Linked DNA regions of Homo sapiens: regions 2 and 3 are each linked to region 1. A link is a contact called in ENCODE Hi-C data. All regions are on one chromosome and are shown on one strand. The core of a region is the stretch at or near the end of the contact, and the rest is flanking DNA. Distances in the headings are between cores, read along the strand shown. Region 1 overlaps SPACA6 (sperm acrosome associated 6). Region 2 holds the start of ZNF614 (zinc finger protein 614). Region 3 has its middle 17 kb from the start of SIGLEC8.

Region 1 (2,724 bases), core at 57-2,556:
ACCTAACTTGCACTGGGATAGCTATGCCTATCACTGTCATTATGCGGGCCATATTCATCTGGGCATGTGTGGGCTTGCTGCACCTCCTCCTACCTGAGTTAGTAGTGACCACCTTCGGAGATGAAACAATCTAGAGTTGAAATATATTCTTTATTTTCAGGATGGAAATAGGATAGGGAAGGAGGAAAGATACCTTTGTTAGTTGCCACTGCAGTACCATCGAAAGAACATCCTGGGGAAACAAAGAGGTATGTGTGTTACAGGAGGGGTTGGTGACTAGAAACTTAGGTCCCGGAGCCTGGACACCAGGGTCAAAAAGGTGTACAGGGCCCGGACTCCTGGTTCTGAGGGAGGAGGGGGCAGGGGGCCTGGGCTTTTGGGTCTGAAGGAAGAGAAACTTGGGGGTCTGGACTCTTGGATCTGAGGGAGGAGGGGCTGGGGGCCTGGACTCCTGGGTCTGAGGGAGGAGGGGGTCCGGGGGCTTGGACTCTTGGATCTGCGGGAGGAGGGGACTGGGGACTTGGACTCCTGGGTCTGAAGGAGTAGGGGTTTGGGGCCTGGAATCCTGGGTCTGAGGGAGGAGGGGCTGCGGACCTGGACTCCTGGGTCTGAGGGAGGAGGGGCTGGGGGCCTGGACTCTTAGATCTAAGGGAGGAGGGGGCTGGGGACTTGGATTCCTGGGCTAGTAAAGAGGGGCTGGGACCTGGACTCGTGGGTCTGAGAGAGGAGGAACTGAAAGCCTGACCTCCTGGGTTGGAGGTTGCTGGGAACCCAGACTTCTCGGTGGGATCTGAGACAGCGGGGAGCTAGATGCTGGGGCTCCGGAGTCCCCAGAACTCACCACGCCAACACTGTCGCACTCGCTGATGCGAGGGCCCCGAGGACTGCAAGCAGGAACAGATTGCTGGGCGTCAGAGCCTCGGGCCTGGCCAGCAGCTCGCCCAGGCTGGGCCTCCAGGGCTCGATCAGCTCGGCATCCCGCGGCGCCCAGCGCAGCACTTCCCGGAACGAGGCCTGCAACTCTGTCTCCGCCCGCGGGGGCGGGCCCGTCACTGCGGGGGCGCGCACGTCAGCCAGGCACGAGCCCCACCCCTCTCCCGACCCCGCTCACTCACGCGGCCGCGCCCCGCCCCACCGTTAAGAAAGAAGTAGAGCCGGGCCAGGGGGCGCTGGTCTTGCTTGATCACGCAGGAGAACGTCCCGCGGTGCGTGAGCTGAGCCGGCCGGATCCGCGCCAGGTATCCTTCGGCCCGCGGCATATCTCGGAAATAGGACAAGTCCTGAGTCCGGAGCTGCGGGACACGCGGGTTTAAACGCCTCAACTCCGGCTTGCCACTGAGTAACCTACAAGCCCCGCCCCCCGAGCCAGACCACGCCCCCTGGAGTCCTGGCCCTGAGCCTTGAGCCCGCCCCCGAGCCTTCTCGCTCCCCTGCCCTAAACGCACCCCTTCCCCTCACTCCTTAAACCCTTACGCATAACCTACCCCTAGAAACTGCTTTTATTTATGTATTTTTTTTTTCTTCCAGACAGGGTCTCGTTCTGGCGCCCAGGCTGCAGTGCAGTGGCGCGATCATAGCTCACTGCAGCCTCAAACTCCTGGACTTAAGCAGTCTTCCCGCTCAGCCTCCCCAGTGGCTGGGACTATAGGCGTGCACCACCACGCCCCGGCTGTTTTTAAAATTTTTTGGCAGAGGAGGGGTCTTAATTTGTTGCCGAGGCCGGTCTCAAACTCCTGGGCTCAAGCCATCCTCCCGCCTTGGTCTCCAAAAGCGCTGGGATTACAGGCGTGAGCCATCGCCCCAGGTCCTTGGTCCTGCATTCTGATCTTCGAGCTCTCCCCTAAATCCCGCGACCCTCCTCTTGCTGATGCTTGTGTCTAGACGGAGATTCCCGGAGTCCCGTCCCCGCAAGCTGACTCCCCAACCTCTAGTGAAGGCTAACTCGCCCGTCTAAACTCTTCGCGCCGGCCCCGCCCCGACTCACACCTCCTCCTGCGAACTTCCAGGAATAGGTGATCTCCTCCTTTGGCAGCTGGAAGTTTACGATGCAAGAAAACATAGCCTGGTCGCCCCGAGTCACTGTCACATCCTGAACTGAAGACGGAGCAGGGTTCACTCGCTGGGCCCCGACCACGTCTGGCCTCGCCACCAGCTTATGCCCCTCGGTGCTCTGGTCCCTTTTCTCAGGTTGGCCTCCTGCACCCCGAGGCCCCGCCCCCTCACCTGGGCAGTCCAGCGGGAGGTCGCAGACCCTAGAGTAGCACCCGCTGCAGAGGAAACGCCGGGCGAACTCCTGGAGACCTGTGGAGCGGGAACGCTGGGTCTAGGCGCCACCTGCCCTTCCAAGCCCGGGGCCCTTGGCCCATTTGAGATCCATGCAGCTTCCCGGGGTCCATCGGCCAGGTGGCATCTTGACCCCGCCCTCCCTGCTGTCTTTGGCCGACTCTCACTCCTCTCCGCCCTCTAGGATTCCTATTGGTTTGCTTCGGCTCTCACACACACCTTCTGAGGATTTAGAGCAATACTTGGTTTTCTTCCTTTTCTCCAGGGATCTTATTGGCTTCCTAAGGATGTGAAGCCCACCCGCTTTCCCACACTTGATGTCGTACGTTTCGTCCCCGACCGCCTCCCTTACCCCGCAATTTCCAAGTTTTAGATGAAGTCCTTACCGCAGGGAGGGATGCAAGCCTGGGCTGTGGAGGAAGAGGAAACATCACTACCTTA
Region 2 (2,724 bases), core at 70-2,569, 320 kb before region 1:
ATCATACCTATTTTCTAAGATCAACATGTTTTATAATATATTCATGATTATGGTACAAAGATAGTAAAATTAAGTATAAATTGGGAATATTTTTCAAGTAAAAACATGGCATTCTCTACCTATGAACACAAACAATATTAATTCAAACTAAATGTCTTGTTTAACCAATCACAATTTTCCAAAAGATGTTTATGATTTCTTCCAATAACAAGACCATAAAATATATACTATCCTGCAGATCATTTTTTTGTCCTCTGACAAAGTTTTCTTTTTTATAAAACAATTGTAGCATATTCTTTTAAATTGATATATACTCTTACAGTTCAGCAGATGTTCCATAATTTACCAAAGTATTCATCTCTCATTGTAATTCCCTTTTTTTGTAAATTACAAAAGTTGTGGTTAATATTAAGACAGATTTGCCTAGATAGCTTTTAGAATTGCTGTGTCAAAGAAAACGAAAAAATTAAATTGGCTCTAGGTTGCCTTCCAAAAATACAATATTTACTTAAATCTTCTACAGTTACAACGCCAACATCTGCAAAAATAGAACTAATATTTTTTAAGTGTGACTTTTTAAAAAATCTGGAAACATTGCAAAGTAGGATGATCGCATTCTAATAATTTCATATTCTTAAGTGCCCCACTGTCATCTTCCTTTACTTCTGGAAGGAAACATGTAGATATTAACACAGTTGCACCTTCACCTCCTCATCCCCTTCCCCACTGGCAGTGGTTTTAATAGCAAGCCCCATGTGGGTATTAGCATTTAATGGAGCATCACTCCTGTTCTCGGCTTCGTCCATTCAGTCAGAGTCTAATCTAACCCACAAAAGCCTTACCCAGCCCAGAACCCCCGCCCTATCCCCAAATCTAACACTTTCAGTGACCACTGGTTTTGGCAACTCTGTGACCGCTTCCTGGCCAGCACCGTGACTTCTTCAAACCTTGTTTATTTTTCCAAATTGTCCTGGATATGAGCATCTTCTCTGCCGTACGGCTGCTGCCTTCCTCTAAGATGGCCGTGCCCATGGTGCTCCAGCTAAGGCTCCACTCTCAGCTATAATGGGCACAAAGGGCGCCGCCATCTTTTTTCCACAGCAGGCTGAATAGAATGCCACTGCGCCGTGTTGGCCTTGGCTGGGCACCCGACTCTTGAGTGTCCCTTGCAACGAAGAGAGAAAGGCACTGAGGTGACTAAGAGTGATTCCCACAGCCATTATGGCCGCTCCTGTCAGAAACGCTGCGATGGGCGCAGCCCTGTGACCTCATAGAGCGGCGCCCGCAGTCTGAACTCGCGATCCCGGGCAGGCTCCGTGGTCCTCGCCTCGCTTCACGGTCTTTACCGCTCAGCTTCCCGGAGTCCGCGCAGGAGCGCGTCTGAATAGGAAGCGTTTTCGGACGTGGATGCGGCGTTTTGTCGCTGCCAGTGGTGTCTGGAGAGGTTCGGGCTCGGGTGAGTCGAGTTCTGGGCATGGACTCGCGGCCTGTGGGTCTGTGTACCGATGGTGCGTGGAGCGTCCTGATTGGGGCTGTATTTGAACGCAGTCGCTGAGGAAGCGGGGCGTTAATGACGGGTCCTTTGGCTGTAGGGATGAAGAGTCTGAGGAAATCAGCGACGAGTCCGACTCTGTCTGGGTCTGGGGCCCTTGTGAGTCACCCTTTACGGGTGTTGGGCTGGGGGACGGTCAGGTCTTTCCCTTCCCATGAGGCCCTATCTCAGGCTATCACATGGGATATTATCTTTCCTGAAGAATATAACATGTGCTCTTGAAAAAAATGTTTATTTTACTGCTGTTGAGTGCAGTGTTAAATGTTCGTTAAGTCTAGTTGGTTGATAATGTTGTTCAAGTTTTCGGTATCCTTGCTGAGTTTCTATTTGTTTTCTTTATTATTGCAAGTAGGGTAATGTAGTCTTCAATTATTATTGTTGAATTGTCTAATCCTCTCTCATTCTGTTTTGCTTCATACGTTTTTAAATTATCATATTCTTATATATACACCCTTATATTATTATTGCCAGCCATTGTAACCATTGTTGCCACTCACCTAGGCCTTGGTGTCCAGAGTTTTATTGGATATCAGTTAACACACACACACACAATTGACTGCCTATGAGGCTGACTTCAATCTCCAGCTCCTCCAGATATCAAACTAATACCACGTGGTCCAAGGTCTCCCACAGTAAATCACATTATTAGGATAGACAATTTGGCATGGCTTAAATTGCCCTGATAACCAAAGACAGTTTTATCAAGCAGCGTATTCCAAAGGCTTAGAGTTTGCCTCATAGGAACTGTGGGCAAAGGACAAAGCTCTCTTGGGTAAAGTTACTCCTTTAGCGCATAATGTGAAATGAGACAGTTCTTGTGATTTGCTTAGTACATTGGTCTTGACACGAGGTATGTATACCCAAAGAGCTTACAGAGACTTTCGAACCAGTACATGGGCACACGTGGTTTTTAAAGACATTCTTGGAGCCTTCCATGTGTTCTCTTTCCTAAAATTGATCTGTCTGAGAATTCACCTTGAAGGGGGCCACCCCTCCACAACCTGTGGGTGTTTCTTGTCAGGTGGGATGAGAGACTGAGAAAAGAAATAAGAGACAAAGTATAGAGAAAGAAAAGTGGGCCCAGGAGACCAGCACTCAGCATACGGAGGACCCACGCTGGCACTGGTCTCTGAGTTCCCTCAGTATTTATTGATCACTATCTCTACCACCTC
Region 3 (2,724 bases), core at 133-2,632, 260 kb after region 1:
TGTGGAAAAAAAAAAAAAGAAAGTGAAAAACAGGGCCGGGTGCGGTGGCTCACACCTGTAATCCCAGCACTTTGGGAGGCCGAGGTAGGCAGATCACGAGGTCAAGAGATCAAGACAATCCTGGGCACCATGGAGAAACCCCGTCTCTACTAAAAATGCAAAAAATTAGCTGGGCGTGGTGGCGAGCGCCTGTAATCCCAGCTACTCGGGAGGCTGAGGCAGGAGAATCGCTTGAACCTGGAAGGTGGAGGTTGCAGTGAGCTGGGATAATGCCACTGCACTTCAGCCTGAGTGACAGAGCAAGACTCTGTCAAAAAGAAAGAAGGAGTTAAGGAAGGAAGGAAGGAGACAAGAAAGAAAGAAAAGGAAGGAAGGAAGGAAAGAAAGAAAAGTAAGCAAGAAAGAAAGAAAGAGAAAGAAAGAAAAAGAAAGAGAAAAACAGACAACCCTCGAGGCACAGGAAGGGCAGCGGGATGACATTTATTGGAGGTAAAAAATCACTGTATTCAGTCCGCTGTCCTCAGACACAGGACACAAACTGAAATCCACAGGGAACCAAAGTGTGGGCTGAAGACGGAGCTGTCTACATAATAGTAAAGAGCACACAAAAAAATTGGATTCTTTTCTCCTACACAACTGCTCACCTACAGGCCGTGGTGACCCGTTTTGCAAGCATGGCAGTGGTGGGCATGGTCTGGCTTTGTAGCTGGCTAGAAAGGAGAACTGTTAGCTTTTTGGCATAATTCTAAGTTCCACACCAAGGATCCTATTTTATCACTTGGGTGGTGAGTAGAGAAACAAACACAAATGCCAACAAAAAATCCGACAAGCTGGTGCCATCCTCACCATTCCCGGCATGAGTGCTGCCTGCACCGCGGCACACACAGTCTCCCCTGCTATGGCTGGTGGGCCAGTTCCGGTTCTTGACTTTGCCTCAAGAAAAGAATTCGAGAGTGAGTCCAAGGTAAAAGTAAGCAAGAGAGTTAATTGCAAAGTGAACGTGCACTCTTAACAGCTGGTCAGAGCGGCTGCTCAAAGGTGAGACAGCGCTGACTGACGCTGGGGAAACTCCCTTTAGGGGAATCTTCCGTGATTACTCATGCGTGGGTGGGACGGTGTTGCTCTTAAGCGTGTTCTGGGTGGTCTGTTAGGCCCGCATGCGCAATGGCTGTACATGCTAGTGCATATACATCGCTGTCTCAGTAGCACCTTAAGTCTCCACGTGAGGGTGTGTTTTCACTATTATAATGAGCATAGGTCAGCCCAAGGACACTACCTAAGCATGGGTTTCTGCACTTGCACGGATATGGGGACTGTCCCTTCTTCCCTTCTACCTCCTTGCTACAGGATGTTTTGACCACGAGCCCAGGATGCGGTTTATGCGCTGTCGGGGTTTGCGAGCTGTCCGGCGGATTGTTCTCTCCGTCTATTTAGCAAATGTGTTTCCCTTTAAGGGAGGCTGTGTAAGGGAGGCTGTGAAACGCCTGTCTAACCTACTTACGCTGCAGCTGCACCAGGGAGCAACACAGAGACTTCACAGGAAAACTGGAAGAAACCACAGACCTTTCTAAAGAAGCGGTGGGCAGCAGCCTACACCACGAGCCAGGCAGAAAACTGTGAGTCCCCACAGTGTGAGAAGGGGAGAGACTGACTCAGGGATGTGTATTCTTTTGTAGCCTTTCCTTCGGGTTGAAGAGCACTTAGGTTGATTCTGTATCTTTCCAATCATTGAATTTTCTCAACTTTTTGCTTTTTCTTCTCCCTCAAGAACACCTATGAGTCTTAGATTTCGGGCAAGTCTACTTTCCCCACTCAAGATGACATTGCAGATCTCAGTCGGGAGCTTCTCTCAACCCGTGACCGCCTCCTGAGTCAGCTAGCTGGCTTCTGCAAGGCCCCCTGTGAGGTAGCATCGGGAATGGCTTCCCTCTGTCCCTGCTGGAGCCCAGGACTGCACGCCAAGCACATCCCAATGTGACTCCTTATCTACTCCCCAACGCTCCCTAACTCAGCTCCAGTGCTGGGCAGGGTGAGGGCTTCCCCCTCCTGTGGCCTGGACTGCGTGGCACCCCAGTGGGAGTGCACATCCCTGAGTCAGTCTCTCCCCTTCTCACACTGTGGGGACTCACAGTTTTCTGTCTGGCTCGTGGTGTAGGCTGCTGCCCACCGTTTCTTTAGAAAGGTCTGTGGTTTCTTCCAGTTTTCCTGTTAAGTTCCTGTGTTGGTCCCTGGTGAAAAGGTCACAACATAAATCTTTATACACTGTTTCATCTTTCCAAGGTGGGAGAGGCCGGCTAACAATGCCTGCAATCTGCCATCCTCTCTTTTCAGTTTTGATGTGTTATATACACTCATGCACATATACATAATGTTTACCAAAGTGGGATCATATTCTTAAATGTCCTTTATTAGGAATTCTGAAACATTAAGGGCAAATTTAATCAGAGGAAGGTGAATATACAGCTCTGAGTGTCTAGCATATATTTACAAAATATCTCAAGTCTTCTGTATCTAGATATAATTACAAAATATCTCTGAAGTCTTCTGTTTTACTCTGAAAGTCCCTATGAATGTTTGTGGCCTATGGAAAAACACGTTTCTGTTAGTTTCAACGGGAAAATAATGCATTCATTGTCACTAAAGTTGTCTGATTGACCTGACTCAGTATTTGAGTATAAATGACATCCCCAGAAGATATGCAAAGTGGACCTTCTGCCTTTAGCT

What was found. A loop is a pair of places that touch in the nucleus more often than their neighbours do. Pooled maps may share reads with other maps.
Region 2: a loop to region 1 is called in a map of gastrocnemius medialis, with 4 times the contacts of the local background. The contact joins the promoter of ZNF614 here to the enhancer-like site in region 1. A Hi-C loop is called at or near these places in 1 of 168 maps with a recorded cell type or tissue (gastrocnemius medialis), 1 of 37 single-sample maps with no recorded cell type and 10 of 50 pooled maps.
Region 3: a map of CD4-positive, alpha-beta T cell shows a loop between it and region 1 (2.6-fold over the local background). The contact joins two enhancer-like sites. A Hi-C loop is called at or near these places in 1 of 168 maps with a recorded cell type or tissue (CD4-positive, alpha-beta T cell) and 7 of 50 pooled maps.

Annotation. Positions count from the first base shown.
Region 1 is chr19:51,702,598-51,705,321 of GRCh38, reverse strand. SPACA6 (sperm acrosome associated 6) reads right to left here. Exons shown (of 9, transcript NM_001316972.2): 4 at 2,670-2,693; 5 at 2,224-2,301; 6 at 1,985-2,094; 7 at 1,136-1,292; 8 at 842-1,052; 9 at 132-232. The coding sequence ends at 199. Among named protein-coding and RNA genes, the nearest start is that of SPACA6-AS1, 11 kb to the right of the region's middle. RefSeq lists a silencer at 956-1,155. Within about 2 kb of position 1,306, at least 35 of the 41 ENCODE cell types and tissues checked have a DNase peak (open chromatin) inside an H3K27ac peak, as active enhancers do; they include gastrocnemius medialis, where a contact is called at or near this core.
Region 2 is chr19:52,026,974-52,029,697 of GRCh38, reverse strand. ZNF614 (zinc finger protein 614) reads left to right here and starts at 1,319. Exons shown (of 5, transcript NM_025040.4): 1 at 1,319-1,456. It overlaps LOC112268244 (a long non-coding RNA gene), which reads right to left. Exons shown (of 2, transcript XR_002958414.2): 2 at 1-2,586. RefSeq lists enhancers at 832-1,591, 2,062-2,724.
Region 3 is chr19:51,440,354-51,443,077 of GRCh38, reverse strand. No RefSeq gene overlaps it. Among named protein-coding and RNA genes, the nearest start is that of SIGLEC8, 17 kb to the left of the region's middle. RefSeq lists enhancers at 1,026-1,165, 1,466-1,755. Within about 2 kb of position 1,382, at least 8 of the 41 ENCODE cell types and tissues checked have a DNase peak (open chromatin) inside an H3K27ac peak, as active enhancers do.